7 separate regions of the Mus musculus genome follow, and regions 2, 3, 4, 5, 6 and 7 are each linked to region 1. Evidence: chromatin loops called from intact Hi-C (ENCODE). Cell type or tissue: heart. All regions are shown on one strand. Links, peaks and the distances in the headings refer to the core of each region. The heading gives the core; the rest is flanking DNA.

Evidence for each region. Peaks named below come from ENCODE experiments on the same cell type or tissue, not always from the same donor. Only the 100,000 strongest peaks of a DNase experiment are listed, where the experiment ranks them.
Region 2: a loop joins it to region 1, with 6 times the contacts of the local background. A loop is called at or near these places in 9 of 42 quality-filtered maps.
Region 3: it touches region 1 in a loop (2.2-fold over the local background); 3 of 42 quality-filtered maps call a loop at or near these places.
Region 4: a loop joins it to region 1, with 2.8 times the contacts of the local background. A loop is called at or near these places in 12 of 42 quality-filtered maps.
Region 5: a loop joins it to region 1, with 2.8 times the contacts of the local background. A loop is called at or near these places in 9 of 42 quality-filtered maps.
Region 6: it touches region 1 in a loop (4-fold over the local background); 6 of 42 quality-filtered maps call a loop at or near these places.
Region 7: it touches region 1 in a loop (2.6-fold over the local background); 5 of 42 quality-filtered maps call a loop at or near these places.

Annotation. Positions count from the first base shown.
Region 1 is chr17:10,743,542-10,747,903 of GRCm38, reverse strand. The region is part of intron 2 of Pacrg (PARK2 co-regulated); the gene reads left to right. Among named protein-coding and RNA genes, the nearest start is that of Gm16169, 62 kb to the left of the region's middle. In heart, for the core only: a CTCF peak has its summit at 2,545 (motif pointing right); a DNase peak (open chromatin) is centred at 2,623; H3K27ac peaks cover 498 bases.
Region 2 is chr17:9,166,766-9,171,127 of GRCm38, reverse strand. 6530411M01Rik (RIKEN cDNA 6530411M01 gene) reads left to right here and starts at 3,106. Exons shown (of 3, transcript NR_027881.1): 1 at 3,106-3,841. It overlaps Gm52287 (a long non-coding RNA gene), which reads right to left. Exons shown (of 2, transcript XR_003952250.1): 2 at 1,253-4,362. In heart, for the core only: CTCF peaks have their summits at 1,610 (motif pointing left), 2,496 (motif pointing left) and 3,757; no DNase peak of the experiment used is centred there; H3K4me3 peaks cover 1,631 bases; H3K27ac peaks cover 1,119 bases.
Region 3 is chr17:10,388,500-10,392,861 of GRCm38, reverse strand. No RefSeq gene overlaps it. Among named protein-coding and RNA genes, the nearest start is that of Gm39565, 19 kb to the right of the region's middle. In heart, for the core only: no CTCF peak of the experiment used is centred there; DNase peaks (open chromatin) are centred at 1,941, 2,331 and 2,961; H3K4me3 peaks cover 1,184 bases; H3K27ac peaks cover 3,474 bases.
Region 4 is chr17:10,333,639-10,338,000 of GRCm38, reverse strand. No RefSeq gene overlaps it. Among named protein-coding and RNA genes, the nearest start is that of 1700110C19Rik, 11 kb to the right of the region's middle. RefSeq lists an enhancer at 827-4,362. In heart, for the core only: a CTCF peak has its summit at 2,405; DNase peaks (open chromatin) are centred at 1,960 and 2,820; H3K4me3 peaks cover 1,561 bases; H3K27ac peaks cover 3,356 bases.
Region 5 is chr17:10,508,945-10,513,306 of GRCm38, reverse strand. All of the region lies in intron 4 of Pacrg (PARK2 co-regulated), which reads left to right. The region is part of intron 2 of Gm16168 (a long non-coding RNA gene); the gene reads right to left. It overlaps Gm52294 (a long non-coding RNA gene), which reads left to right. Exons shown (of 2, transcript XR_003952283.1): 2 at 1-3,669. Among named protein-coding and RNA genes, the nearest start is that of Gm16168, 18 kb to the right of the region's middle. In heart, for the core only: no CTCF peak of the experiment used is centred there; DNase peaks (open chromatin) are centred at 1,756, 2,246 and 2,616.
Region 6 is chr17:10,517,858-10,522,219 of GRCm38, reverse strand. The region is part of intron 4 of Pacrg (PARK2 co-regulated); the gene reads left to right. All of the region lies in intron 2 of Gm16168 (a long non-coding RNA gene), which reads right to left. It overlaps Gm52294 (a long non-coding RNA gene), which reads left to right. Exons shown (of 2, transcript XR_003952283.1): 2 at 1-4,362. Among named protein-coding and RNA genes, the nearest start is that of Gm16168, 27 kb to the right of the region's middle. In heart, for the core only: a CTCF peak has its summit at 2,079; no DNase peak of the experiment used is centred there; H3K27ac peaks cover 570 bases.
Region 7 is chr17:10,529,323-10,533,684 of GRCm38, reverse strand. All of the region lies in intron 4 of Pacrg (PARK2 co-regulated), which reads left to right. The region is part of intron 2 of Gm16168 (a long non-coding RNA gene); the gene reads right to left. Gm52294 (a long non-coding RNA gene) reads left to right here. Exons shown (of 2, transcript XR_003952283.1): 1 at 1-126; 2 at 2,393-4,362. Among named protein-coding and RNA genes, the nearest start is that of Gm52294, 20 kb to the left of the region's middle. In heart, for the core only: a CTCF peak has its summit at 2,468 (motif pointing left); no DNase peak of the experiment used is centred there; H3K27me3 peaks cover 315 bases.

The sequences.
Region 1 (4,362 bases), core at 219-4,218:
AACACTTTCCCTTGGAGTCAGTAAACCAGGGTGAGCCCCGATTTGAATTCTCCATTCCATGCTCAGTGCGTCTTCTGTCTGTTATATGAGTCTGAGTCTGAGTCTGAGCCTGATGAAAGATGGTCTTCTGAATCTGACCCTGTGTCTGTCAGTTGTGACTGTGTCTGTCCCTAACAAAGAGCTCTGCTCTCTCTTTTATTGATCAACACCAAAAGCATGACAGGGGGAGAGAATGGGATATTTTACAGACGTCTTTATAAAGGATTAAGTCACTGGCTCCAACTGACCCAGACAACAGGCAGTGCTATAAACATGACTGTTTATCAACTAATATCCATAAATGTTCTGCTCAACATTTATGGTGGATATTCATTTTAGAAGATTGCTTTCAACCTCCATATTTACTGCTTTCAGCAAATGACACTCATGTATTGTTCTGGGCCAGGAGTAGGGAAGAGTAAATAAATTAAGAATCAAGACCCTCTTGTATTTATGGTAATCTTGGCAGGATTGTTTCTGCCTTAAACTGTATATGTTTTTACATTTGTGTTACATGGTTTTTGCTGATTCTTTGAAGTAAGGGACCATTTTATTTCCAACCTCAAAACAATTAAGTTTTTGTTTTGTTCCTTTTTCTTTGCTTTAACTGTGCACAGTATCTTGCACATGTCGAGGATTTATTTAGTATATACAGAAGTGAATTATGTAAAAGCTCATTTCTTCTTGTGAAAAATCCAGGAGTGACTGATAATCTATTATGTTAGTAACAGACTCTTCCACCTACATAGTCTCAAAAAATAATTACAGTTCTCATGTTTGGACAGCCAGCAGAGCAGACCCACCCCCAGGAGCTAATATCTCCTCACATGGTCTTGTAAGAATTGACCACAATCCATCCATTTAATTACAAACATGCTGCCAATTAGCTCTGTGTCCCCAAGAGTTGTTGAATCTTTCAGTGTTTTAATTTTCTCCAGGATCTTTGTGGTTTGCACTGTCCATGTCTTTGGGAATAATAGCATCATTGTGACCACACCTACTGTGGCTGGAATAAGGCTTGGGCGAACCAAGGTCTATTAAAGCACCCCAACTAGCCACAGAGCCAGATGACAAGTGATAGCTGTACTGTAATTTTTAGTTTTGAAATTATTAGGAATAGTGGCTGCAGAGATGACTCGGGGGTTAAGAGCCCTGGCTGTCCTTCCAGAGGACCCAGGTTCTATTCCCAGCACCCACATGGCACCTCACAACTGTCTATAACTTCAGTTCCTGGGGATCAGACACCCTTATATCAGGCATCATGCATGCATACATACAAACATATAGACAGGCAAAACACCAATGTACATGAAATAAAAAAAAAATTTTAAGAAAAAATATTAGGAATGGTGGCCTCTGTCAGCCTTCAGTTTAAACTAATGTCATGGGCATTCTTGTGCTTTTCAGAGTGATTTAAGTATGATAAGTCTGTTTGAAATCACATATTATTCTATGAAAACAATATAGTAGCTTTAAACAAGAAAATAGCCTACAAATAGGGTAAGAACCCCACTAGAGAGACCATCAGGGGATATTCCGAAGAAGTCCTCATGTTCGTGAAAATGCATCTTATGGTGAGAGATTTGTGAAAATGTCTACAACTTCCAGGTTAACAAGGTGACCTCAGCACATCAGCATACTGAGTCCCTTCTTAGGAGAGTGTGACCCTGGCTCTGTTGGACTTACCAGGTTCATAATGTACACCTGGTAGGAGACATGATTCAGCATGTCAGATCTCTTCAATGACATGCCTTTGGTTGTCACTTCTAGTGACCCCAAAATGTATACCATACTGTACCAGGAATGGTCACAGTTTTACTCAGACCTTCAAATGTGATTATACATGCATGCATGCACGCATGCACTCTCACACACACACATTCGCGTACCTACGAACAGGAGACCACAGTTGAAATTCCAGTAGTTGATTCCTTCAGGTAGTCTTAGAGGGCTCACTTTGTCAGGATGATGCAGATCCTAAACTTGTAAGGTGGTCAGAAAATGATTAGGGTCACATTACAGCCCTTGAGCCTTCCCGTGGTAAAAATGCCCACAAAGAATTCAAACAGATATTTTATTAGCGGTGTATAATGTCTCTGAAACAAAAAAACAACAAGCAACAAAACAGGAAACAAATGCATTGAAGAACTGAAAGTTAGTCAAGGGCAAGACCATTCTGATGTGGTTTAACTGGTTTAAACGATTAGTTGACTTAACTTCATGAATCTCGAAATCAATATATTTTAGTAAACTAGAGTCATCTTTAATTTTCTGTGCGGAGCACACAGCATTTTAAGCAACCCTTCATGTCTGACATTTTGGCATACTTCTACTGGTCCAAACCGTTTTCTCTCAAAGACTCCATACTGCCATGAAGGCATTCCTATTTTATGTCTCCATTTTTGGCTGAAAATCCTTGTGGCTGATCTCAGCCTGTTTCCCTAGGTCTTCCCTTAAGAGTTGAGGGGATTAGAGCGTGAGGAGAACAGGAAGAGAGGAGCTTGCCAGTAGGTGGCTCACTTTGAATGTGCTTGGGATGGGATCAGAAATGTCACCCCTCCTCCACTAAGCCTTTGCTTTCTATCCCTGCTGCTTGGAGCCTTTTTCTGTAATGCCTGAGTCATTTGCAGGGGGGTGAAGAGGGGAAGAAAGAGAAGAAAGCCAGCATGCACCAGCCTCCTCAGAGCGTAAGAATAGCATGGCCCCATCTCATTCTGAGTGGTCCCCAAGTGGAGCCTGAACCGAATTCTCTTCTCCACACACAATTGCTTGTTCTTTTGTTCCTTGTGTCCTTAGCAAAGACTGAAAGAACTAAGCCTGTAATACTTGGGCCCTCCTGTGTCACTTAAGGAATAATAGGCCATTGTCTTCATTAAGCCACCCTTGTTTTAGCAAATAGAATCCAGAGCCTGGAGGGAGAACATTTTGAAGGGGGCAGAATCAGAGGAGAGAGGCTTCACTGGATTCCCTAGAGAAACTGTTTTGTTTCTCCTGCTTTATTGCTCCTCACTGAGAAGATTCATATTCAAATGGGCTGAGTCTGTGAATAGTTGCTTGCACATTCTCATGCACCCAGGAAGGCTATGATTATGGCTAATTACAGCGCAGAATGAAACCCTAACAAGAGTGCTCAATCAGATTGTTGTTCATGCATGAAGTAAGTAAGGCTGGCCAATGGAGGTGTGATTCTGGTAATTACAAACATTGTGGCTATTTGAAAAATGCTTAGTAAATCTGTTCAGGACAAAATAAGTTCTAATTAATCACTTTAGACTCTGATTTCTCCAGACGATTCATGTGCACTTTAAAAAAAAGTTTAAGGTCCCCTCAATAAACCAAATCTAAATATAAAATATGCTCATTGTCCACACTTTGTTGGAGGAATGGAACTATGCCGCCTGCCCCATTCCTGTCTTTTCTGGCCATCATATCGAACTTGCCTTTTATGCAACTCGACAGACGGTTCTTTAAAAATAAATGTGTACATATTCTTGTTATTATCTGGCAAACCAAATGATTTATGAAAAATTACTGGAAAACATCAACTGTTAATTTAAACATCCAGATCGATTTAATAATTGTGCTGATGTGTCTAAGAATATTCAGTAGACTGTGGCCCTGGATTATAATACCCAAGGATGTTACAGGCTGAAGAAATGTTATCTTCTCCTAATCCATCACGAGGAACAGGACTGAGGCCGCAATAGCAACAAAGAAATGCCTAGCGAGAACTTTGTGACACAGGCATCCTTCAGAAATAAACTAGGTAGCACGCTCATCTGTGTAGTTCAGACAGTGCACTAGGAAACTTAACAAAGTCGTGTGAGAGCGTTCTCCTCAGAGTTCCTGTATTGCTTTCCTTCCTTCCTGTCATGTGAGGCTCCATCGAAGGCAGGGCAAGAGTGACCTTCCTAGGCTCCAAAGCTGCCTTGGAGAAGGCAAGAAATTCCAGTTTCCAGCGTCCTCACTAGAGAGAGAGCACCGGCCATGACGGGACCCTCCTGCAGATCTGCTTCCTTGCTTCTTCTCTGTAGAGAATACTCTGCATGAAGATATTGGTGGCTTCACATCCTGAGCCTGACAGTAATTAACTGGTGGCCCCTATGAGAACAGAATCAGACTGTAGGAACATGTACACTTCAGGGCCATTCTTGTTTTCAGAAACTTTTAAACTGGAGACATCTTGGGTTTCTCTATTTTTTTTTCAAAGTACTGCATACTAATGGAGTGGCTACAGGACCAGTTTCTTTATTTGACATTTTGCAATTTCCTTTGTTCCCTAACCTAAAAATAGATCTTAAGAAATTGTAAGTTTTTTCTCTG
Region 2 (4,362 bases), core at 133-4,132, 1.6 Mb after region 1:
ACACACACACACACACACACACACACACACACATCTTAGAAAAATAACCATAACGATGTATAGGAAACTTCTAGGTGAACAAAACACGTGTTCAGGGCTTTCTTGGTACGCAAACATATCACTGACATTCTAAGTCATACTAAAAGGTTTCTTCTCTAGGCTTGAAGCTCCCCCCACCCCACCCTACCCCACCCCAAAAAGCACTTGTAGATCAGCCACACAGAGCAAGCATAATAGACAGAAGGGGGAAGCTGGATCCAGGCAAGGTGTTTTGGCTTGCTAAACTTTTGCTATCATGCTCTTTGGTAGAGTTGATTTTCAAGCGCTATAATGAGGCCTCTGACAGCTGTTAGCAGCACAAGATTAAGAATCAGATGGGGTGAGGATTTTATTTATCTTGTTATTTGTGTCTTCGATACCATGGACAGGTTGCTTACACTCTTGGAATCTTGATGTTTTCATTGGTAATCTGGAAACCACGTCTTTTGACGAGGAATTGTGTGTGGGTTAGAGTCAGACTGCGTGATGCAATGTTTCCCCAGCGGGAGCTGCAGACAGTGGTGCTATGTATATTGTGTGCAAATGTATATGAACCTTGGAAAGAAAGCAAGCCCGTGATGCTCCCTGAATGGAAAGGGAGACTTGGAGGCTGATGGGGAGGTGAGCTGAGAGCAATGAAATCAGGAGGCTGGAAGAAGAGTTTAAGCAGCCCTTGTTAGATACCACCCATGCTCACTGTGCCTTGCCTAAGTCAGTCTAGATGGCTGTCACTCAGGGTGCACTGAATAGTGTTAAAACAGGAAGCCCCTTTCCTCAGGGCCCACAGCTTGTAATTTATTGGGAAGAACCTCTTTCTCACTGATAATGTCTCTGTAAATAGACACAGGAAATTTCCTATAAAAAGTCAGCCAGTCTCAATCACATTCCTCATCTATTGCCTCCCACTTCATTGCTTAATACAGGCGTAGGGAGGGCTGTCTCAACTACTCGGTTACAGCCAGGCATAGGCACACTTTTAAAATAGTCTATATGTCAAGTCAAGGGAGTGAATGACAGAGGAAACCTGGTCCATGTGTGCATTGGCGCAGAGCTGTGCATCTGGCTTTAAACCCCTTGCTTTGCACTAGGATCTGTTTGTCCATTAAAGGGGGATGACGAGGCACACACACCCAGCATATTCCACAGCAGACCACACTGGTGAAATGCGTTCAACATCTATTTAGGACAAACTGCGCCTTCTTCCACCGGATGGTAGCGTCCAAGCAAATCTTATTTCAATTTCATGCAATTCATTAATGCCACAGCAAAAGGCCATTAAGTATTTCCAGGACTCTTTAGACTGTTATACTTGGTTGAAGATTAATCTAAATATGGAATCTAAATTTAAACACGCAGAAGCATGCCTATCTCGTCTTTCTCGGGCGTCAATTTCCACGATTCCATTGACAATACTGCGTTTTTAAAAATATCTGCTCTTTTTTGGTGTGTTTTCTGATGCAAGCTCTTCAGAAAGCAGGAAAAAAAATAATAACGTAGGATCAAAGAGTCTTAAAAACCGGTAATAGAAATTCCATAGTGACTCTGCAGCACCATCTAGTGTCTCGGGAGGTTATGACACTCTTTCTGGCAAGGCAGATCTTCATTGATGCTCCCGGAATGCTGATGAGAAAAATCCCACCACCCCTTTCCATCTCGTCAATTAAACCCTAATTTAATTAAACCTGTACAAGGCCAACTGCCATCAATTTGTTAAATCCTATAATTTCCCAAACTCCTCTACTTTGAAAAATCATTAAACCATTAAAATACAGCTGGGAAGACCTGGAGAATCTCTGACTGCGGTTTTAAGGACAAAGTGAAATTTGGCTCTGGGCACTATCTCTAATCATATTATGTTAGAGGGTATTTCAAAATAGTTCTGGGGGTAAATTTTTATTAAATATGGGGAGATTGTGAATGGTCAACCAAGCAAGAGTTGTTTGTTTGTTTGTTTGTTGTTAGACAGGGTCTCATTTTGTACCTGGCTGACCCAGAACTCATTATGCAAACCAGGCTGGCCTTGAGCTCACAGACATCTTCCTGTCTCTGTTTCCCAGATGATGAAATTAAAGGCTTATGCTTCCTCATGCTAGGAACTAGTTGCAAAAAAAACACTTTCAACCAACATATTGTGTTTTGGTTGTGGGGTAATATAGACTAAGAAGCTCAAAGACGGGGGAAACACACATACCCCCTATTTTGTTCTGTGATTTCCCCCACGCCTTTAAACTTTATTTTTCTTTTTTATGTAAGCAGGATGTCCCATTCAGAGAATGGTGACCTCTGAATTAATGTCATAGATTTGTAGTAAAAGGGATAGATGCTAGTCATGTATGATTATAAATCAAAGATGTTGTTCTGGGGTCAGTGACACAGAGGGCACATAGGACCACTCTGATGAGGGAACGGAGTTTCACTGTGGTGGGAGCCCAGAGCTCTGCTGCCATCTGCTGGTCCAGCATGCATGACACATGTGATCCATCTTTCCTTAGAACTAGTCTCATTTTAGGTCACAGCTCACCTTGGGCATACACGAACCTGTCAGCCCTCTCTTTGTATTCTGATTCATCTTAGCTGCAGGCATCCCACAAACTGGCAGACACGCAGAGAAACATTGAGAGCACAGGTGGAGGGCGGGACGGACCTAGTGCCCTATTTAAACTGATGGATACATTTAAATGAAATATACACGAGTTAGGGAAGGATGTACCGAGCGAACCCGTGGTAAATTTCAGATCATTATTTGATGCCGCTACTTCGCCGTTTGTCTTCTTTGCCCTCGCGCGGTAAACCAATGTGCCCTTTGCAGTTTGACATGAATATGGTTTATTTTAGCTAAAAATCCAAGCCGGCCCTAGTCACTCTCGCTGTGAGCATTTTCAGGCTCTCCTTGCAATCCCAAGAGTACAGAAAATAAATTTGACACAATGTTTCTTTTGTCTTCCCCCACCCCCCACGCCTCTGGCCAATTGATTCGGAGCTCTGTTTCTGTCTTGCCACTGCTGCCTCCAGGTCGAGCTGAGATTTCCGTAGCTTGTTAAGCTAATTTGGGTGCTGAGCAAGGACAAGTCCAGAAAGCAGATTCACAAAGCAGAGACTCACAGAAGCGGGGCTGTTGTGCTATGCTGTTTAGAAGCTGGCAAACGTGCCCTGGATCCTCCTCAAAACATCCGGCTGAGACAATGCAGTTTCGGGCTCACAGCATTGTTCCTGGAGAGACCTGAAGATCCCTGGAGGCTCCGGAAGCCATGCAAGGAGCGACCCCAGGGGAGCTGTGGTTCCCAGGCCTCAGAGGTGAAAGACAGTGGCTTGCAAATGCAGCGCCTCAGAGGTGAAAGAGACAGTGGCTTGCAAATGCAGCAACAGCATCCCATGAGTGCAGGGGAGCGCTCTGGGTGGAGCAGAACAGTAAAGTTCATAAATTCAGCACGTCAGAGCAGCCTGTCTCCCCTATTTACTCTGCAAGTCCGTGACATCGCGAGCGCTCGCTACTTTACTTTGTCTTAATGCTGGCGCGTTAACCTCTGAACGGTGACTTTCCAGCCACTAGCCTGGAGGCTGTAAGGTGCTTCTGTGCCTATTTTTAGCCTCTTTTCCGCGAAGAAAAGAGAAAATAATAATGTCTCGTTCCGGGGATCCTTCTCAAGCATGCACAGGATCCAGGAGGCAACAGTAACATCCCTAAGGAGCCAGTCTCAGAAGCAGGTGTGGGGCGCCCTCTCTCTGTTATCAGAGAGGGTGCCGGAAAGCAGCTGGGCCACAGCGGGGCACTGGGCAGGATCGCTACGAGGAATTCAATAAGGTTGGCTGCAGAGTTTCAGAGAGCAAAGTGGGGGAGGGGAACTCTGAGTGTGCTGTGCCTGTTCCCTTTGGGCTCCTCTGCCCACTGTGCTGTCTCAGAGGGACAAAATCAAGCACAAAAGAGCCCTAGAAATGTGTCATGTGGGCCACACCCCCAAACCCCCGACCCCGTTCATTTCTGAACAGAATTATCAGAGCAGATGACCTTTTTCTAAAATGGTGCTTCTGAAATGAGTCTATCCTTTGTTTTGTTATCAGAATCATACGATGTGAAATTAGAGAAATGTGTGAACGCAAAAGGATTCTAGATGAAACCCACCCAGAGCAGTATTTTCTGTATTTTGCATTTTTCACGTAAACTCCTTGATTATGTACATATACATGTATGAGGAATGTTGATGCATGGGCTGTGTCTATATTTTTTCATAAAGCATCTCACATATTACCTTTAAATGGCTGCCATTTCTTATGGAGTAGTGTGCATGTGTGAATGTGTATGTGTAGATAATATTTAGATATAAG
Region 3 (4,362 bases), core at 234-4,233, 360 kb after region 1:
CAGCTGACCCTGCTTACTTCCCCTCCCTCGCCAGCTGCCACCAGGAAGGGCAAGTTCCCCCTCAGCAATCAGAAACGTTCGCAGCAGAAAAACCTCAGCGCGGCAAGGGATCGTCTCCAGCGTGAGCTCTCACATCCAGGCTAGGTGGGAACCTCAAGGAGTAAGTAGGACTTGATACAGCTGAAGCAAAGCTCCTGGTACCTGACTCAGGTGTGCCGGCAATGCTGGCTATCCAAAAGAGGTTAACTTTGAAGCACTTGCAGCTTAGCTGCGAGCCTCAGTTCACAGGCAACAACGAGAGACCAAGAACTAGGGAAGTAATGTCACAAGACTGACAGATTTGAGGGTAGAGTGTCTGGCAATGTATCTGGCCCAGAATTAGTCTCCATGTTGTAGAAATAGACCAGTTGCCTGGAATAGTCCTGGATCCATTTTTCTTAGAACAAAGACATTGTTAAGAACACAGATGATGGGCTGGAGAAATGGCTCAGCAGTTAAGAGCACTGACTGCTCTTCCAAATGTCCTGAGTTCAATTCCCAGCAACTACATGGTGGCTCACAACCATCTGTAATAAGACCTGGTGCCCTCTTCTGGTGTGTCTAACAGCTCCAGTGTACTTACATAAATAAAATAAATAAATAAATCTTTAAAAAAAAAAAAAAAAAGAACAGGGATGAGGTATTGATAAGAAAACAGCCCGGCAGTGGTGGCGTACGCCTTTAATCCCAGCACTTGGGAGGCAGAGGTAGGTGGATTTCTGAGTTCAAGGCCAGCCTGGTCTACACAGTGAGTTCCAGGACAGCCAGGACTGCACAGAGAAACCCTGTCTCAAAAACAAAAAAACAAACAAACAAACAAAAAAAGAATTGATAAGAAAACATCTGTAAAATTGAAAAGCAGAGATCAGGCGAAGCAGGTAACAGAATTATATCTATCCTGTGCCATCTGAAGACACATTTCCAGAAGTGTGTGCACTATGGCACTCACTGCAGTAGCCTGAGTGGCAGGAACAAGGTTTACTCCTTTGATTTTTGCTTGTCACAATTTTCCAAATTACTGCAATCCAGATAGTCTCCATCTGTCACAGGTTCAACTCCCACCCCTACCCCTCGGGATCCACATGTAAAAGTATTGGTCCCCACCAGACTTGTACCTTGGACTGTGGGCTTGTTGAGACAGACCTGCTCAGAACAGAGAATGTCTGTAGTCAGCTAAGTTGGGGTGGGTCCTACTAGAGAACAATGACCATCCCTGTGACTGTGTCCCTTTAAAAGAAGGAAAACTTAGTGAGGTGAAGGCAGAGATGGCGCGTTGTGTTTCTACATGCTGAGGAACAGCAGGATGTCAGTCGCCACCAGGAACTGGTCGCTGGTCCACAGTGGCAGATTCCCCCATTCAGACTAGGAACAAGTCACCCTGACAACCATGGCCTCAGACCACCAACTTCCAAAACACCGATGGCAAGGCAGTATATTTCTGCCATTTGGGCCACCAGGCTAGGGTCACTTATACCACCTAGTAAAAATGACGACAGCAACACCAAAAATTATTCAGACTTTAAAGTTAAAAGTTAGGCTTGGGGACCAGAGAGAGCAAACCCGGAGCGAGCCGGGGCGGGGGAGGGGGAAGAAGCAAGAGGGAGAAGGGAAGGGAAAAAAGAAAGAAAAGAATTGCTTTAAAAAAAGTGAGGCTTGCTTGGGTGGGTATCTGGAAGTACAGAACAGCTGTCCCCACCCAGGAACTGCAGCTTCCCGGATTGGAGCCTCTTCGCTCGCTCTCAGCTGTTCAGTAAGGAGAGCATCCTTCACTGTGCCAGAGCTCTGGGGAGCCTTTCCTCCCTCTCTGCTGTCAGTCTCCCTGAGTCACTTCTGCTCTCTGGAGCTGCCAGATTTTCTGGCTGATGGAGGCCGTCCCACAATCATGGCAGCTTGGCTCCAGCCTGACCACATCCCAAGTGGCTGATACAGGGATGAGGCACATGCTGCAGGGTGCCACAGGTCACATGGTAGGGGGACGTCATGGAGCACGCAGGGGCCTCCAAAACCCTCGGAGCACCTCCTCCTCAGCAAGCAGAAGTCTATTATTACAATGGACTGCTTCATTCTCAGCTTCTCCAACCCTGGGGCTGGGCTCTCGGAAACCTGAACCCGAGCAAGGCCAGCGGATCAAAATAACTTCCAAGAATAACCAGGCCTGCGCTGGACTCAGGCGTGTGGGCCTGCAGGCTGAAGTGCTCCAGTTCCTGCCTGGGCCTTCACTCTACCACAGCTCCCCAGGAATGAGTTATCAAGTGACACACTCTGGAACTTAATCAGCCGAAACAATGGGAGGAAGTATGGCGCTTTCTCCACGGCCCTCCAAACGGGGAGCCCCGCTTATCAAAGGGACAGGATTTATTCAGTTGCTACAAACTTCCAAAGACTTCCTTTCCCAAAAGAAAGACCCACAGGAAGGTCATGTCCTTCAACCACATCCAGTGAGTCAAAAGTGCCTCCTGCTTCGCTTCAAGCTGGCCAGTCAGCCGACTTCCACCCTGGCCCCAGCCACTGGATCTGGGCACACAGCTGCCCCAGGAGAGCCTGCAGGCTCCAGAGGGTCCAGAGACAAAGGCACAGCTGACCCTCAGACCACAAAATAGAGGCCACAGATTACGAACTGGCACCAGCTCAGGGAAAATGAGGCTTATGGTCACTGGAAACAGGTAGGCCATAGGCTCTCTCTCAAGCCAGTTAACCTAATCTAGAGTTCTCTTTTCACACGGAGCAGCCTGACTCCTAGCAGGCTGGGCCTCCAGTTTTACAGTCCCCGAGTATTTTACCAGTGGACCTTTTCCTATACCTTGTGCTTGGACTGCAGCCTTCCAGACAAGCTGAGCATCCTGGAGCCTGGATGTGACCTTCATCAAGACCATCCAATCAAAGGGGAGAAGACTAGCCACACCCACTGCCCCCAACACACGGTGTACACAGCCAATTCTAAAAACTCCAGAGCTGGAGCTGAGCCTGCACCACACCGCATGCACGCCACACTCCTTCGTATTGCACATGATAGACATTTGTCTGTGCTGTCTGAGGAAGAGCTCGTCCACACGTGGATGGGAAGGCCTTTCCCAAGATCTCGGGGGTCTCCCTGCCTCAGAGGGTGGTATTTGAACAGCCTGTATCAAAAGGAGCTAAGCCTTTAACAAGGGGTGTGTGGCCAAGGGAACAGCTTCTGCTTCTGTGTGTGCGCGTGCGCGTGTGTGTGCGCGTGCGCGTGCGTGCGTGTGCGTGTGCGTGTGTGTGTGTCTGCGCGTGTGCGATGAGCTTCCTGATTGGAAGGCAGATGTAGGAAGAATAAGTAACTGAAGTAAGTATGTCTGTGCCTCACTAGCCACAGATGCCTCATTGATCACCACGTGATTTCTAACCTAAGCATGGACGTAGTTTCAGACCCTGTCTCAAAACTACAAGTCACCCAGTGTTGGCATGTCTGTCAACAAAGCCCACTCACCCTCATATTCGTGCTAAGGAGGGCAGGATCTCTCTGTCCTTCAACAATGAGTCCAGACACCTAATATAACATCCCAAGGCCCATGTACTCGGGCATCCATGCCTCCTTCCTATTCCTGGCAGAGGCTGAGCAGTGAGCACAACACATAACCCAATTCGGCAACGCCCACCAGAGGCCTGGCAGGCCTTCTCAGCCTGGACCCTTGACCTAGAGGTCTTGTGCATGGATTCTTTGTGTGTCCATCCATCAATCGACCAACATCTAACAACACCCACAGACATCTGTAATCTTTGGAGTGAGAGTCGTGTAGAGATAACTCTCTGGTGCCCGCCTCAAGAACACTGCAGTGCTTAAGGAATCAGACATCTGTATCCCATAGGTTAAAGTGAATGGTCACTGGCCGGTAACCCTGGTGATCCATGAAGAGAAAGGTCTGGGTGCCTTCCTGCTTCTTGGTCTACCCTCTGTGTGCTCTGCAAGGGCTTTGACCACACTGGGCATCAGTGTAAGGGTGGTGTCTGACAAAGAAGAGAAGTCAAGCCCTCTCTCCCACAGGTCACCTTCTTTAATGAGAATACTCATTCCCACAGGGTCCTGATAAGCTTCCCTTTGGCTTTTCTGCCTGGCGATAAGCACTACAAAGCAAAAAGCCCTCCATGTTAATGTACTCCCTGGAGGGCAGCTGTCATCAGGATGAAAGACACCATAGAATGATACCCCTGCTGGTAGGCAACAAGGCACACACATTGTACAATTTCAAGGGATTTTCAGATCCCCTACATCAGTGGCTCTCAACCTGTGACCCTTTAATACAGTTCCTCATATTGTGGTGACCCCTCAACCATAAAATTACTTCATTGCTACTTCAT
Region 4 (4,362 bases), core at 143-4,142, 410 kb after region 1:
CTTTTCTGCATATTTAATTGCACCTTAAAAAGCAAATGGGAGACTGTTTGAATAATATTTTTTAAAATGTATAGTTGAATTTATTCATAACTTCAGGGCACCGTTACTTCACTGAAATTCCCCAGGATTTGGCTGATCAGAGCTAAAGGATAGTGCGCTTGCTTAGAGTGTGCCTGCCAGCTGTAGGACCTATGCCCGCTATCAGAGACAACTAACCCTCACGTGGATCCCAAAGATGGGGACAGACTTGTTTCCTCAAGATAACTTTATTACCGATTTCTTGTAACCGAATCAGTTCATGTTTAATACAGAGATAACAGATAAGCCAAACATACTGAGGTAAATAAATACTTAAAAATACTTCATGACACTTAAATAATATAATAAAATCCAAATCTTCCCCCTTTAACTTATTCCATGTAGAATAAAATTATTGTCTGTATTCATTCATAATTTATACAAAATTCCTAGAAGTGAGATTATAGCCCAAAGGCATACAGAATCCTGTATGTTGGCACTTAGCATCAAATTGCCTGCAGAAATCTTTCAGTTCAAAAAGCCTCATTTTGTGCATTAGAATGCTCACATCCCCTTCTTCCTAATGTGAACAATGTGTTTAGAATAGGCCTTGCGATTTTATGGGTAGTAACAGTTTCTGTGATTGTGTAATTTTCCTGGACAAACGTGTACCCTCCATGTTCACATGTTCATCCCTAGCTCCCTCTGCCCCATCAGAAAACGTCACTCTTTCCCGACCCCTAAGGTTATATCTGAGCTTTCATGGAACCTCATTCTAGCACATTCTAGGATGTTCTACTCAAGGATAATAGAACAGGGGCCTGACCTTCCTTCTTCTGTGAATCTTACACTTTAAAATACAGCCCCTCCTACCACCTATTCCCATATAGGTTATTTTAATATACCACTTTTAAGGTGAAGTTAATTGGTGACATCGTTCCAGAAGAATAGACACATTTCTTAAAGGCTCATAATTTACAGGAAACCAAGTTATGGTGGCACAGCCAGGATTTTAGCACTGGGAAGGCAAAGGCAGGAGGTTGGTTACGAGTTCCAAGTCAGTCAAAGGTACCTTAGGAAGAAGACAGCGTGCTCAGAACAAGCCAGTAAGCAGATCGGCAAACTCGTCAAAACGCCAGCCAAAATAAAAAAACACACAAAAACTTGGGATGAATTGTATGCGCTCTGCTCACTGGTTCTAAAAGCACACTTCGAGTCAGTGGGGAGCTAGCTCTCTGGAGTCCTTTGCAGATCCTAGCAAGGCCAACTGGAAAGATCACCGGAGTAGAAGCCACAACGATAGACAACCACAAAGTAGTCGTGTTTACAAACTCAGTCCTATCACCTCACAAAATGGCGACAGAATCTGTACATTCTTTTGATCAAAGCTACGCAATGCTCACTGAAAACATTTACTAAATATTCCTACTAACTCGCACTTTTCCACGAAATGCCCTGGTGCAGAAGCACAAGAAATTCAGTCTTTCTCCTGTGCGGAATGTTTAGGAATCACATAGTCAGGTCTGGGTGACAGGGCAGGGTGGGATCCTGGGGACATGTTTTGAATCTTCCAACATGAAGTCTTAGCTCTCTACAACTGACTTACAGGCTGTCACGGAGCTGCGCAGAGCTTCTAGTGTGTTCAAAAGGAAGCTAGGGCTCAGTTTCTGCTTTGCCTCCCTTTGGCAGAGCTAAAGTTTGGGCCATGACCAGGCCTGAGGTAGGATTTCCTAGTTTTTTTTTTTTTTTTAGCATCCTAGGAAGATAGATGAGCGGAGCCAAGGTTACTTGTTTCTTGCATCCGGAACGAGTGTTTTAAAGTAACAAAACCTTAATCTTTTTGGATATTGAGACCTACAAAGGAAAATAATCAGCATTGTATGGATGACTTCAATAGACTAGCTGCCTGCAGACTCCCCCGCCTGGGAGTGACATTGAGGGAGCCCTCAGATCTCGGTGTCTGGAGACGCGAGCCAATGGGGGCTAGGCAGACGATTCTTTCTGGTGCTTGATGTTCCGGACATTCCGACGTCCCCGGTTCATTTCCAATGTATGAATACATCACTCTTTCTATTAAGATACCACGAAGACCACCTGTTACTACAGGTGATTTACATTCCAAGCTAGAATTATAGATTCCTTTATGCAAACATATTTAGGGAGAGTTCACTTTAAGACGGAATTTAGCTCCCTAATGAAAACAGCGCATAAAGGACCCTAACAGCTTCTGCGAGAGGTCCAGACTCTTAACTGGAGAAAGTGGGGCTTAAAAGAAAATGCGGGTAGGTTCTTTGTCTCCTAGGAAACTCATTTCCGACTTGGGAATCGGGCGAGTTACTCCCCTGCCTCACGCACATTCCTACCCGCTCCAGAGCGCTCCAGCGGGCAAAGATGGAACTCTGTTCTTTCTTTTGTGTAGCCCGACCGTTTGTTTCTCTCCTGACAACAGCTTCTCCTCCCTTCATCCTCCCCGCTTTCTTCCGGGCCTGGGAACTGCGAGGCCAGGAGCTGTGTGGCCGTCCCTTTGCCGGGTTTCGGGTCCCTGTGCGCAGGCACGCATTCATTAGCGCCACAAGAGCACCAGAGTCCCGGACACCTCATAAATATTTAGAGGTTCCCACCACCTTCCAGAGAGCCAGGGGGAGAAAGAGAATTTAGTGTGGAGTTGGTCAGGGTAATATGCATGTGAATCAGAAGTGGGGACAAAGGATGAAAGGTGCTGGAAACTCCAACAAACCCGTGATCCCCGGGGGTCATTCTGCCTGTTCCTGCCCACACTATCCCGGGCCGGCCTTCTTCCTGCGCATGAGCGGACTGAGCCTGTTTCCGAAGACTGTTGGCAAAGGATGTGTGCTCTTTGTTCTGTCCCGCTCTTTCTTAACAGACAGGTTTGCTTTGCCCTCTCCACTGCGCTGGCGGCTGCCTTCTCCTTTGCCACCCACAGAAGTGAGGCATGAAGATCTAGGGGTCTACACTAATACGTAAGGCAAGAAAAGGGAACAGAATGTGGCTGTGTCGGGGAAAACGTGCGCAAAATCAGCCTGTGGGTTAGACACAATACATCGACACTCACTATGGAAGGTTGAAAAACTTCCATAAATGTTCTGTGCACAGAACCCAGAATCCCAAGAGAAAGTCTGCACGCAAACAGCTACCTTGACACCCACACACCCTATGAAGCTTTTAAAAACTATTTTTAAACACTCCTCCTGGCTTTTATTTTGGGAGGTCTGGAGTGCACAGAGCAAGGGAGAGAGCAAAGGCTCAGAGCTCAAGAGAGGAAGCTAGAGCAGTCTTCCTTTCTTCCTAAAGCACTGTCTCACAGGAAGGATGACCAATGGCCTTAAAGCCTGGGAGTGAATACAGGGGCAGTAAAGGATGGATTGGCCAGGCTAGTTTTCATCAGAAAGGAAGAGGATGGCAACATGGAACTAAGCAGCTTTGGGACAAAGACTCCTCTGTGGAAAGGGGGTTGCTTTAACCAGGTAGGAATTTTAAGTCAAAGCCTTGTAATACCTAACAGTGGTTGAGATGAAACACATGGATTATAGGTCTTATGAAGCATCCTGCTTAGTTTGGGGTACACACTATACAGCAATGAGAGCCTGAATAGTTAGCAATAGAAAATAACTTACATCCTAGTTCACATTTTGGAAATACCTGGGATTGCAACTATGTTGCTTTGAACGAAAGTGTACAAATATTACTAGTTAAATCTTACTATTAGGAAACATCGGAGGAAATGTGCTAAATTTCATAAAAACTTCCAATTTGCCCCAGTTCACTACTTACTACAAGAAACCTTCAATCAGATAGAAGCTCACTGAAAATTAAAAGGAATCTGGACAAAGCTGGTAAACTGGTACCTTGCCCTTATAAGCTGGTGAAAACTAGCTCCAATCACCTTAAGGCAGGAGGAAGTTTATGGATCAGGGTGACAGAAATGTGAATCAACCGTAATGAGCTCAAGAGCCCCAACAAGCCACAGGGAAATGCTCTCTTCAGCTCTGCTTTTTCCTGACTTCTTCAGCAAGCCCCTCACCGAGCTACCAGGATTCCTGAAGCATCTTTATCTTCAGCCAGTAATCTGCCTAAACAAGGGGCCCTGTTTTCTGCTGACAGCTTCAGCAGCACTTGCCACTCTTGCTTTGGGTCAAGTAGTAGCTATCCTTGAACCAGTTACTGGGACCAACATTGTGTGTCCCTCCACTCATCGTGGACTGCCTGCTCAACTTGGTGACTGTGGCAATCCATTTCTCTGAGAGGGGAGAGGGAAGTACCTCTTCTTACAGGAAGGTAAAGGACAGGGCGCCTACTGGACAGGTACCACCAGTGACATCACTC
Region 5 (4,362 bases), core at 261-4,260, 230 kb after region 1:
AGTGTCACCTGACGATGTTTCTGACTTTGACAGCATCACACTTCTAGAAAACTTACTAAAGATTCTGCAGCTATTTTAAAAATCAGGAAACTATCATGAAAATATATCTTAATAACAAAAATTCATCTCCTTCAAGACCACCCAGACTAAATAATAACTTCCCACTTGGCACACAGTCTGCCTCTACATTGCCTTGTGTGCCAGAGATATTTAATTTACCACAGAACAAGCACAAATATATTTGTATTCATTTTCATGCCGAGTTTCACAAGTCACCAGGACTTAAAATAATGGAGGTCCTGACCTGCAGGTGAATAATTTCTTTTTTCTACTTCCATACGCTGTACTCATGAAAATACCTTGATTAATTAATAAATGGCAAGGCTTTGTACTAAATCTTAGCCAAATCGCTGTTTTGTAGAAGCTTGAATTGCCCACACACAGTATTGACATCACAAGGGAAAGATGGGTGTTTTAATGATTAAGTTAAACAGTTATTTCACCCATAACTCCATTCTCCTTCCAGTTTCCAACCCCAATTCAGAGTCACTGAACCTGAAAGCTGCTGGGAAGAATCTACGTGCTCAGCGTAATTTCCCCTCAGTGCCTATGGGACACACCTCCTTCTTTGGAGGACTTTCCAGCACAATCCTATCTTACTTTCCTTCCCTCCCCATTAGACATCTGAGTGTCCTGCCAGGGCTCATCTTCCTGGCCCACCTTGCTTCTTCCCCAGCACTCAGTACAGATGAGGCCACGGAAGCACTGCTAACCTCAGAGCTGCAAAGGAAAGGCGGGTCTCTCCCTGATCCTCTAGCTCTCTTGGTCTTTACACCCCATCTTCTGCAATGTTCTCGGAGCCTTAGGTGCAATGGTGTTATGTAGATGTAGCCACTGGAACTAGGCTCTACACCTCTGCAATTTGATACCTGGTTGTAGTCTTCTGTAATGGTCTTTGTCTGTTGCAAATAGAAGTTTCCTTGATAGGGGAGGGCACTACACTTACCTGTGGGTATAAGGATGAATAATTAGAATGTAATTAGGGATTATGACAGTCTGATCTCTTTTTTATGACTTTTGCTTTTAGGTTTATTTACTTTCAATTTTTCATGCACTGGCTGTACTGTTTCTGGGTTTTGCTTGATTTTTTTTTCTTGACCTTTTTTTTCCCAGTTAACTCAGGCCCTTGAAAAAAATTGTGTGTTGGGAAACACAGATGGATACACTCATCCGTGAAAACAGAATAGATTCCTTCCTATGGGTCTATACATGTAACCAGTTCATTAACAACAACTTCATAGTTTGTATTTGCATGGACTTGTATATTTTGTAGATTTGTGTAAATATATCTGAACAATACCATCTTAAAAAATAGGATGACCATTTATCTTAGTATCATCCCTGGCCCATCAGTGCCCTCATGGGTAAGACGTCGGTTAGCAAGATCTGCATCTTATTCTCTAATTTGCCTTGGATGTCCTCTGACACCAAGTGAGTGAGATGCCTCTGAGACTAATAGCTAGTACTGCCTTGAATGCCATCAAAAGGAGTCATCAAAAGCTACACGAGACTCAAATACCAAGCACTACTCCATTGGAACTCAGAAAGAAATAGAAAATGAAGACATGTGTTTGTTTTGGCCATAAGAGTTATATCTCCTCTAATGGCGGAATGAAATTATAAGGAAGTCAGTTGATTGCAACAGGCTGCCAGAGAGCATTTCCCTGGAGGGTCAAGCCCGAGTCCCTGGAAGAAGTGGAAAGTTCCATCAATAGTAAAGGTTTCTTGTGCTGGAATCTCTATCACATGGGCTGAACCAAGGGAAAGCTGGGGCACACTGGCCAGCTGCTGGGGTCCATCCCCCACAGGAGAGCCACATCTTGGCAGGTGGTGACCTACAGAAAGGAACCTCAGCTGGTAAAGGGCAGTTAGGAAGAAGCAAAGGATGATGTTGGAAATCTGGCCTTGGTTTCAGTGTGGCTCCAGATATGTTCAGACTTTAATAGGACCCTTGTTCTCAGTCCTAAAGGCACGTTGCAGTCACATGCGAAATGTTCAAAGTTCTGCGACTGACTTTTGTTCCCCAATCCCTGTCAAATGCCTCCTGATAACCCGAGTCTCCTGCGTTCACAACACAGTCTTTTCAGCTCTTGCTCAGCCTCTGCCAATCCCCTCCTCTTCTGCTCTCCTTCTGGTCCCACAAGAGAAGAGACGTGGCTACCAGAGGAGTAGGCAGTGCTGATCTCCTTAGGTCCTTAGGTCAGGCATGCTACCAGAGCTGAGGCTCCCTCACTGGCTGACCCACAGACATCCAGGGTGCCATCTGAAGCTCGGCCTGCTGTGGACACTGACAAAGCCTCCTGGGTGTTGCTAGCATGCATCCCAGGCTAAGATCCAGGCAGCAGGACTATCAAGGCAAGGTGCCTGGGGCCAGATCCCAGCACTAGCCAGAGTTAGACAGCAGTCAGGCAGGAAAGGGCTTTCTCCAACACAGATTCTGATACTTGGGGTTCAGAGGTGATAGAGATTCGATAGCCAGCAGGTGGGTTGCAGGAAGCCAGCACCAAGGCAAGATTCACTGGGCCTCCAAGGTTATCCATCAAACTCAGCCTTGACCCAGTTTCCCTAAGACATGAGCACAACTCCACCCACACATGCAGCACATCAGCGACTCAAACAAGGGACGTAAGGAATAAGGGCCCTTTGCTTCCTGCTTGTGCAATAATTGGATCTTCCCTGGACACACTCGCCAGCCACTGTGTGGCTCACGGTTCCCACCCAGGGATTTTCAGCCATTCCCACACCCTCTTGCAGTCCAACTACTTTCTCATCAGCTCCAGCTCTCAGCTAGCTCTAAATGCTGGGGGGTTCTTGGTATAAAAATATTACTCCCTGTGCTTTCTTTTGCTGTTATGCTAAACTTCACTTTCCCATTTATAAAGTTAGAACTGGATAGCTCAAAAAATGTTCTAGTATCATAGTAAATGTTACATTTTATAAGAGAGTTTATACCAAAATAGATGTGGGCCTTCAGCCTGAATTCCCCTTGGTGTAAGCAGTAGCTTTTATGGTAAAGTGCAAGAGTTGGTAAATAATTACAAAACTAAAATTTCAAAGGAAAACAGAATTTATAGACATGGGCTGTTCTTTGAAACTTATGCTACTATATTTTAGTGTTAAATAGATTCTGTGACTTAGTTTTTAAGTTGCCATGAATCTAACACCGCCCTTCCCAGAGGAGCAGAAAGTACTTAAGTGGGCAGTGTTTCAGAAAGGTCCTTCTCCTATTCCTTTTCTCGTGCCTAATTAAATTCCAGACCAAAAGAGTTGGGTTTTACAGAAAAAGAAAACATGTAAATACACATTTATGACAATACCTAACGCCATACTGCCAGAAGATAACTGGGAGGCAAGAATTGAGTCACAGGGACAAAATAGTGTTTGTTTATGCTTGCTCCACAGTTACCTTAATCCTCAAACCCTTCCACATGTCTCAGTCAAGTGTAGCAGCTTGGTCCTCACAGCTTCAGCTTCCTCCTGCTGCCATTTTCTCTCCTGTTCCCAGTAGTAAAGACGTGCCCTGTGAACCGACCACGCCATCTCAGTCTTGCTGCCCAGTGTGACACTGCCTTGACTACTGGCCGAGCCTGAGTCCAGCTCCTGGTCTCTCAGGCCCAGGGGTGAAAGACAAGTGTCCCAGCTGCCTTCTTGGGTTAGGGATCTTCAAAGGCCAGAAATCAGAGCTGCTCTCAGAGTCCCCTGGACCTCCACGGAAGTGTTGTAACAAAATGACAAAACCCACAGTTAACAAAGGCCACAGGAGTCAGCTTCACTGTTATTCCACATGGGACCCCTGTCCTGACTGATGCCAGATCTCAGGGAAGAGATGGGCCATGTAGCTTAGAGATGGGAAACTAGAGTGAGCCTCTCTCAGTGCTGACTGGGCTCATGATATCAGTCCTGCTTTAGAGTTCTAGGCGTTGCAGTGGTGAGTCTTACCAGACGCTTGACAGCAAAAAGCATATTCTAAACTTCTTTTGGGTCCCCATTTGTTACCAAAGTAAGAATCCCTCATCCCTAACTCCAAGGCCTCAGCCTACCAGGAGCCAACTGTGCACAGTGACCAGAGTTTCAAACTCATGTGGAACATTCAGAATGGGAATCTATAAAAGTGCCCTGTGGGGGGAAGCCCTGACGGGTGGCTAGGACTTCTGGAGAAAATACAGTCAGTCCAGACTGGGGACAGCCGAGAAAGACATAGAGACAAGGAAGGCATGGCCTTACTCAGAAGCTCTGGCTCCATATACCCTGCATGCAGGCGGGGACCCTTAGGGCTCTGGGAGGAAGGAAGTGGCCATGAGG
Region 6 (4,362 bases), core at 281-4,280, 230 kb after region 1:
GCAGAGGCCCACCCCCACACTCTCTAAGAAGTGAGTTAGTTATGTGTCTCCCTTTCTGATCCTCTTCCTGGTTTCAACCCACAAACTGACAGTGTTCCTGAGGCCACTGGCTTTCCAGATACACCTACCATCTTGTGGTAATGGAGATCGCCCACGTCTTCATGACACTAGACAGGTTAATGTGTGCCTGCCGTGAGCAAGCTATGTCAGAAACATAGGTCGACATACACATGCCTTTCAGGGATTATTTTGGAGTTCATTGAAGGGCAACTAAACTCTCAAGCCACATCAGTGTCATTTTTCTTTAATCTTCCAGGTATTTTGATTTCGTTTGATATTCCTATCATTGACAAACACAGGTTCTTTATTCGGTCTTAATTGATATTAAGAACTCTCAGACCTCATATTACATTTTGCATGATGATACCTAGACTGCAGGATAGGGTTAAAGCAGAGCAGTGCAAGGACCCTCCTGAAGAAGACAAAGACTGAAAGATGGCAGAGATGCTAAGAGAGTCCCTGCAGGTAGTTATGTGTGAACAGAGAGACCCAGCTGCGGGCTGTCGAGGTGCAGGGCTGATTCAAAACGCCAAGCTGCTTAAAAGTGTAGCACTGGCTCCAGACACAGAGCTGGATCCCAGAAGGATGGCTGTTCAGTGGGCTGCATGAAGCTGTGGTGACACACTGAGTTAGCTCAGGGACAGAGGCAGGAGTCCATCACCTGTCAATCTCGTGATGCAGATGGCAGATGGTCTAACAGCAGTGGTCCCACAATGGGCAGTAGGTACCTCCAGACCTTGTTGGTGATGCAAAGGAGGCTTGCAGCATCCTCTGGTCCGCTGTATTCAGGGAACCACACAACCTGGTTTTCCTGATGCGGTTTTGATACACCCATGCATCCACGAGCTCCTGATTGAATTTGGAAAGTTGATAGGTGGTAATACTTTGTTATCCATCATAGTTCATGCTGGGCAGAATGTTGTTCCCTTGCACAAACATGAGGCACTATGTCATTATTTCTACTCAAACAGGAGCAAACTGCTACTTTATTTAACTGAGCCGTTCTGGACCAGGGACCTCTGAGAACCCTCACAACTGCTGTTCTGAGCCTTATGGAGCACTTTACACACAGTCCAACCTGCCCACCACAGCACCTCAGTTTTACCATCTCTTAAAAAGGTTAACAACAATAGCTACCCAGTAAATCCTGAGGTCCATGTCAGTGGGTGGCACTGGGAGGACGCTGGAGCATTGCAGGCACAAACCCATCCTTACCAGGCCACTTGGGTCAAGTCTCCAACTAGCTACAGCCTCCCCTCACAGACGTGTCCCTCTGGGTGGCCAGCGCTCCTCAGAGCACTCCTGTCCTTCACTGCCTCTCCATTTCTCTGTCTCGCCCCACTTCCTGTCTGTTTCCCACCAGCTGGACCTCAAGGTCAACTCAATACCACCTTCTCGAGGAGTTGCTTCAGGCTCCAGTCAGCCTCCTCTCACCCCACAAAAAGGATTTTAAAAATCGGAACTCACTCTCTCTGTGTGTTTCTACTAGCACTCAGGATACAGTTCCAATCTGTACTCCTAACATCACACTGTCCTTTCTCCTCTGTGTAGGTGACCTTGATAATTGTGCCAGGGGTTCCCCACCTCACCCCTCTCTAGTTTAGTGACTGGCATGGAGCAGGCAGTAAACATATTGGCTACATTTATATTTCTCATAATGAATTTAATGAAAATCATGACCAAAGAAAATATTTATTACCCATGATTTTTATTATATCAGTATCAGTTTAGTATTCATTCTGCCCCAGAAGTTTAAAAAACCTATTTCAGATCTTCTCTTTAAAATAATGATTTTTGAAAGTAAATTTCTTAAGATTGAAATTTATCAAACTGTTTTGTTCTTTCAAATTTCTATTTCCCAAGGAAATAAAAGTCATGAGAACTGAAAAATGCTCACTGTCCTTTAACGACAGCACCAGTGTGGTAACTACTTTGGACTTGTATTTGTAAGGAGAGAGACAGCGCCTTTATCTGGGAGCCGTGTTTGCTGGAGCTGGCGCCCCCCATCTTCCTCCAGAACAAATGTTTGTTGTACCGCTTTTTGCTTTTTGTTTTGTTTTTGTTTTTGTTTTAATTCCTTGCTCTTTAGACTATTGCTTGAAATCTTACGTTTTTTTAATGTGTTGCCAGGTAGAAAAGCGATAACAAATTCCGTCGCATAGAGTGGCCTGCCCTCCTCCCTCCCTCTGCCATCCTAGTCAACAGACTTTTGTTCCAGGACTGAAAAAGACAGCCTCCCACTAAACAAATAAGCTCTCCAGAGGGTGTGTTGTTCTCAGGTTTTCCTGTGAATTTACCACGAGTCTCTGCTGTGGTATGGAATGTCACAGGAGGGTTTTTTTTCCTCCCTCAAGAAAAAAATAAAATGTGCAAAAAGGCTGGTTTTCTTTTCCAGCCGTGATTCCTCTGCCTCTATTCAAGCCAGCACCAGCGTTTGTGGATGTCGGAAGGAAAAGGCTCATTTGAAAACGCACATCTACACTCCAAGCCTGCCCACTCGCACTGTTCTGTGGTGAAGGAGAATTTCCACTGAGCTTGTTCTCCACCTGAACTCAGATATTACCAAAGCTGTATTTTCACAGCAGAGTATAAAATAAAAGCAATGTGTAAGAAATTCCTAGGCCTGTTCTCCAATGCTCCTAATAAATGCTTAGAAAGCCACATTTATACTTTGAAGCCCTTGGCATCTGCCCTGAATGTGTCCTGAAGCCCACCGTCTTTCTTCTTTAATTTCAGTTTATTTGGTTTAATGATAGTTACTGAACATAAATGCCAAATTACGATGGCACTTTCCAGCTGTGTGTGGAACTTTATATTTTAAGTACCAATTTGTGAAGAAAGAACACTTCCAGCTCAGTTCTCATCAGCATTAGAGGTTTCAGCAATTACCAATTATTTTTCTAAATTACCTATTTTAATTAAGTAAAATATTATGAATTTAAGATTATGAAGTGTTCAAGCATTATTTCATCTTTAGCTAATTACCAAGAAAAAGGAAACATATTTGGGGACCTTGTGTGGCTATTTGTGGAGCGAAGTGCTTTCTCTGTGGCTTCGGGGCCTTTGTTTAAGAGAAGCAGTAAAATCCCTTCCTTAGGTCTGTTACCTATGTGGTCCCTGCAGAGGACAGCCTGAGCTCAATGTTGGTTCTAGTATGATGTAATATGGTTTATATATAGATGCTTGGGATGGTAATGGTAATGGCCACTTGGCCATTGGAATTTATCCCAGCTCCTCAGGGGCATTCTCAGAGGGCTAGTGTCATTGGCCCACTCCCTGAAGTAGACCCATGCCCAGACATTAGAAAAAAAGCTAGTTGCACCTGCAGACATGACCACATCAGGGTTCACCTTTGACATCGCCATCCCTAACTTGATGGTGGGTGAGCATCCTACTCCTCCTTGCAGGACCCCATATAGAAACAAGGAAAGCCGAAGAAGCCTGCTCCAAAGTTTCATCTGCAGGAAGGTGTCCAGCACCATTGGCAACTGGCACCAACAACATGACTTTGAAAAACAATGGCTTCATGCAGACTGACAGCCCAACAATGTTATTTCCAGGCAGAAGTCACAACTGTCTTCCGCCAGTGTGTCCCTTGGCATTCCTCCCCTTGAATGTGGCCCATTTGTGCTTAGGTCCGTGTAAGGCAGAGGTCAAGCAGGACTCCTGCTGGGCTGTGGCAGTGAGTGCCAGTATCCTCAGCCTCGTGAAATAATCATGCAGTCTTGATGAGGTTGTTAGAGGATGATAAAGGGAAATGGAGACAGTTTGTGACATTTATGGACACATTTCTACTTAGAATAACTTGTGTGTCTGCTTAGATGCTGGCTAGAAACTCCCGCTGTGAGGAACGGCCGCCTGGCTTTTTACTCTTCAGATTGAGGTTTAGCTTTTAAGCCAAAAGTGTCATCAAGAATCCCTATGCCTGTGACCACCAGGGCAGGTGTGGCTGCCAGGCCTGGGTCTGCAGCTGAAAGATGCCCAGGGCTGATAAGGAGCTGGTTGGGGTGGGGGGTGGGGAGAGGTAGAGAAAAAGACCCTTTTATTGGTTTTGTTTCATTCATCCACGTGATTCTGGAAATCCACTTGGAAAATTGTCCTGATGGGTATTTTAACTGAAACGCTACTTTTAGAGTTGTTTTCCAATCTATTCAGCAAGCAATTTTAGGTAATATGTTTTAAAATACAAAAGAAATGAATTTTGCCATTGTTTCCAACATAATCATAAGAACTCTTGGAGTTTCTAAAGTGGGAGTCTTCTACATCGTTTAGATCTGTGGCACTTGACAATTCGAAGCATCC
Region 7 (4,362 bases), core at 167-4,166, 210 kb after region 1:
CCCTCCTGCGACCCTATCCACAGGCTCAGACTCGTCTTACCTGTACGCTGTGCATGCAAGCCAGCGCAAAACACAAATGAGGAACATGTGGCTTCAAAGCAGGAAAAATGTTCTGCTAAGCAAGATGTAAGTACTGTCCCTCCCTCCCTCCCCTTCAGTCCCTCGTGCTTCTGCAATCTACTAGTTAGCTGTATTCAAAGAAGGGTACATTTTAAACTGCTAGCCTGCATGCTTCCATTTGTTCTTTAAAATATGCAATCCCAATCTTAAATGCAAATATAAGAACATCTGATAATATAAGAGCATTCATAGATGGAATGACTGGAATGGATACTTTACATTTCATAGCTGTCCTACAAATATTCACTACTCTTTGAAAATATGATGCCAGGCTCCCTCCTTCCCTCTGCTGCTGGGACATCATCCCAGCTTCAGCTGCTGGTGATTATAGTGATGCCACAGGAGTAAGGAAGGAAAAGAGAGGGTCACTGGTCACATGGGTTTCTTAGAACGCCACCACCTCTCCTCTTCACTCAATACAAGTTCAATTCAACAAGAAATCTCAGTCTCTGAGGTCTGCCAAATCCTTTCACCCAGTTATAAGTAATCACACCACGCTATCCCTGACTGGCACATAGACTGGTCCCCAGAATCCTGTCTCCATGAGGTGCCATGAGTGTCTGTGACACTAGGCAGGGAGGAGGAGCATGGCTCTGCACCTGTCTCCTCTGCACACGTGCATGATACACGGTCGCAGCGTTTCAATCACAGACGGAATCATTCAGGTTCAGGATGATCACAGCAAGCATCAGCCTAAGCCAGGAGCTTCTTTGTGTTCAGCTCTGTGCAGCTACACAGGCCGCATGCCTCCATTGCTTTAGGGAAGAGAAACCTGTAACCTGTAAAATCAAGTTATCCTGTGCACACACTAAGCACAGCAAGGACAACACAGACCAACAGGATAGCGAAGCCCGTTCTCTTGGCCACCCTGTCAGGCTCTCGAAAGGGGAGAGCTACTAAGTCTACTAACGTGCAGCCTACATTTAGAAAAAACTAAAATGGGTACAGGTGTTCTCCAATTCCCGAGATGACAATGCAGGGTTCTTTTCCCTGATATGCAGCTAAGCAGCAATAATAATGGATTAGTGCATTCTGTTAAGTATCTCAGACCTTTGGAAACATACTCAACAGGGGTATTCATCCTTTCGGACTCTCTGGACATTTTCATCTGCAAAGTTCATGTGCTAGTACCACACAACTACCGTGTATAGCATTTCTAAGTTGAAAAATTAATCACAAAAAAACCCTTGCATTTTAAGTAAGTGTATGGTTTGTGTTAGGCTACATTCATAGCTACCCTTGGCATCATACAGCCCACAGGCTATGAGTTGAACATCCTTGACCTGAGAGCCTGGGCCTACCAACTAGTTCTGTCAGACCATGCCACATTTTCTGTTTGCCTCCCAAGACTCTTAGAGCAGAAACTGTGGCCTGTCTCGGGAGGTTCTGCCTTCTTCCCATAAAGCCCTGCTCTCCACTTCACTGCAGAGGTCATGAGCATCCTGAAGTCATCACTTACCATTGACACACATGCTTTGCTCGCTTGGACTCTCAGTACATACTGTTCATGTCTTTGATTGTATATAAAACAGTAGACTCCTGCCACTCATATCTTAAGTCAGCACAATTCCTCATATGTCAGTATTCAGAGGCCCATATGGTTACATGCAAATCTAGTCATGTAAATGACTTAAGATCTCACATTGCATAGCTATGCATATTATATATCTATTTTATAATTGTCATTTAAATGTTTTAAGTTTTTCTTTATTATGATCAGTGGCTTAAGGAATCTACATTTCTCCTAATACATGTGAACTTGAGTTATTTTTAATATATGCTGCAATGTGGAAGGGGAGTCGCTTATGCTAACGCTTGCCCATGTGTGGTTTGTAAGACACCACCCCTCCACAGGGGCAGAGACTTAGAAATGGCAAGCCCTTCCATGCTTTCTAAACAGACAGATGTGAGTTTCCTTTCAGTTGCCACTCCCACGATGACTAAAGATAAGCACCTTTTTTCATGAGTTATTTGCGGTCCTCTTCTAAGAATCCTCTATTATAGTACATTGACTGATCTTTCTTCGTTATTCACTTATTTCACGGCAATTTGTTGACAATTTATTCTTTATGGAAGCCACACCTCTGGGTTCCCAGACTTCTGTTTAGTTTCCCCCACCAATCCCAATTATTGGGTTTTTTTTGTTGTTGTTTTTTGTTTTTGAAATATAGGGTGTGTGTCTAGTACTACCATAGTCATCTGTTTGTAGTTTTAGGCTTCTGCCTTTCATTTGAACAAGTCTCCATTCACGAGCAGTAATTCTCTTCCTCAGCTGCAGGCATTGGATGTTCTGTCCCTCCTTCTCCACCCAGCCTCTCCCTGGGACAGTTCTCCGCCACGCCTGCCCCCTGCCGTTCATGTGTTACTACAATAGATATCGCCCCTCCACCCTCAGCCACCTGGCCTGTTTCTTCTGCTTCCATCTGAATTGATGATCGGCCCCTCAGGAACAACCTTGCTTGGATTAGCTCTGGAAATGTTCTGAATTGTGAATTAACTCGTAGGAAATCTGCTTGCTTGAGAGATCAAACGTTGACATTCATTTAAAAAAAAATGCATATAACTGTGAATTTAGATATTTTAGTGTTTCATTCATGGTTTTACATTTTTTTCCATAAAGGTTTTCTCAGCTTTTGTTGGTTCATTAAAAAAACACTCTGCTGTTTTCTATAATCTTTCTATTTCCTCTAGAATATTATCTCCAAATGTATTCACAGTCAGAAAGGAAGTGCTTGTACTACACCTTGAGTTTTTGCCAATTTAGGGATTACTGAATGAATTAATGCAACATACATCTGACACCAATGTATACAGCCAATTGTGAATAATTTAAATAGTTTAAGGAATTCAAACATAGTGAATTCAAACATAGCTTTGTCACTAGGTGGGCCCTTCTTGCTTTGTTTCCATCCAAAGGGAATAGTAAATGTATTCCCACACAGGGAGAGTTTGGCTCATCTCTAGTAGGTTTGACCTGGCCTCATCCCTGTTTCAAAACCTGAATCAAGCTAGCAGCCATGCTGCCAAATGCTTTATTTTTTCTTCACTTGCACTATCTTGAGGATGAAAGTAAGCAGATAGATTTTGTGACAGCTTTGTGAGAAGCAGTATTTCTGAAATAGGAGGTCTGGGCCAGGAAGCCCTCATGGCTACTTGCGTCTGAAATCACAACCTCATAATGAGCTCTTTGTGGAACCTGCTTAGGCGTGATTTGTAAATCTCCCCCATTCTTTGATAGCATCGTTATCTGTGACCTACAGAGAATGCGCTGAGCATACTCCTCCCCTTCTGAGTCTGTTCCACACTGTGTACCTACCCGTGTCATGGCACTGTTCGCTCGCTTGCCAGCCCTCCGCATCATTTTCTCGCTCCAGAATATTAAATGGAATATTCAGTCCTGTTCCAGGGAAGCCTAAATTAGCCACAAAATCCTCAGAAAAGGTATCCATTCAAAGGGATTCCACATGTGATGAATAGAGTGGACACTCTTGAAATAGAGCATGAATCACTCTTCCTCCTCCTCCACCACCCCCACCACCACCTCTTCTTCTTCTTCCTCTTCCTCTCCCTCCTCCTCCTTCTCTTTCTCCTCCTTCTCCTTTTCCTCTTCTTCCTCCTCCTTCTCCTCTTCTTCCTCCTCCTATTCTTCTTTCTCCTCTTCCTCCTCCTCCTCCTCCCTCCTGTAGCTGCCCCCAAACCTCCCATCCTTCTCTAGGCACAAATTGTGTGTTTGAATACACATACTCCCAGCCATGCTCTGAATACTAATGACAGAAGCTAATGTGTCTGAGCTGCCAGAAGCCATGCAGACCAGATTCACCAGACACTCACAAGCTTAAAACATGGCAACACATTTTACAGGTAGGAAACAGCCCAGGGTCACCAGCTCTCTAAGTGACAGAATCTGGATATCAAGTTCTTGACCACAGCCCTGGCAGGCATGGTAGTGAAACATGAGTGGAAGATTTATTCACTACATCTTCCCCAGGCTTAGACTCCAGCCTCCCTATCCAAGACGTGTGCCAGTGACCGAGAGGGGGCGCTAGGCAGAGAGCCTGGGAGATCACAGGGCAACTACAGATATAAAACCAGCCTTGTGCCTGGGCTGAGTCCAATAGGAGTATCTCATAGGGATGTGTTGCAAACCCTGTACAAACACTCCTAGATTATAAAGCAATCTGGATCTTGTCTGGTTTAATGCCTCAGTTTGGACATGGACATTTTTCTTGATTAACAAGCAGA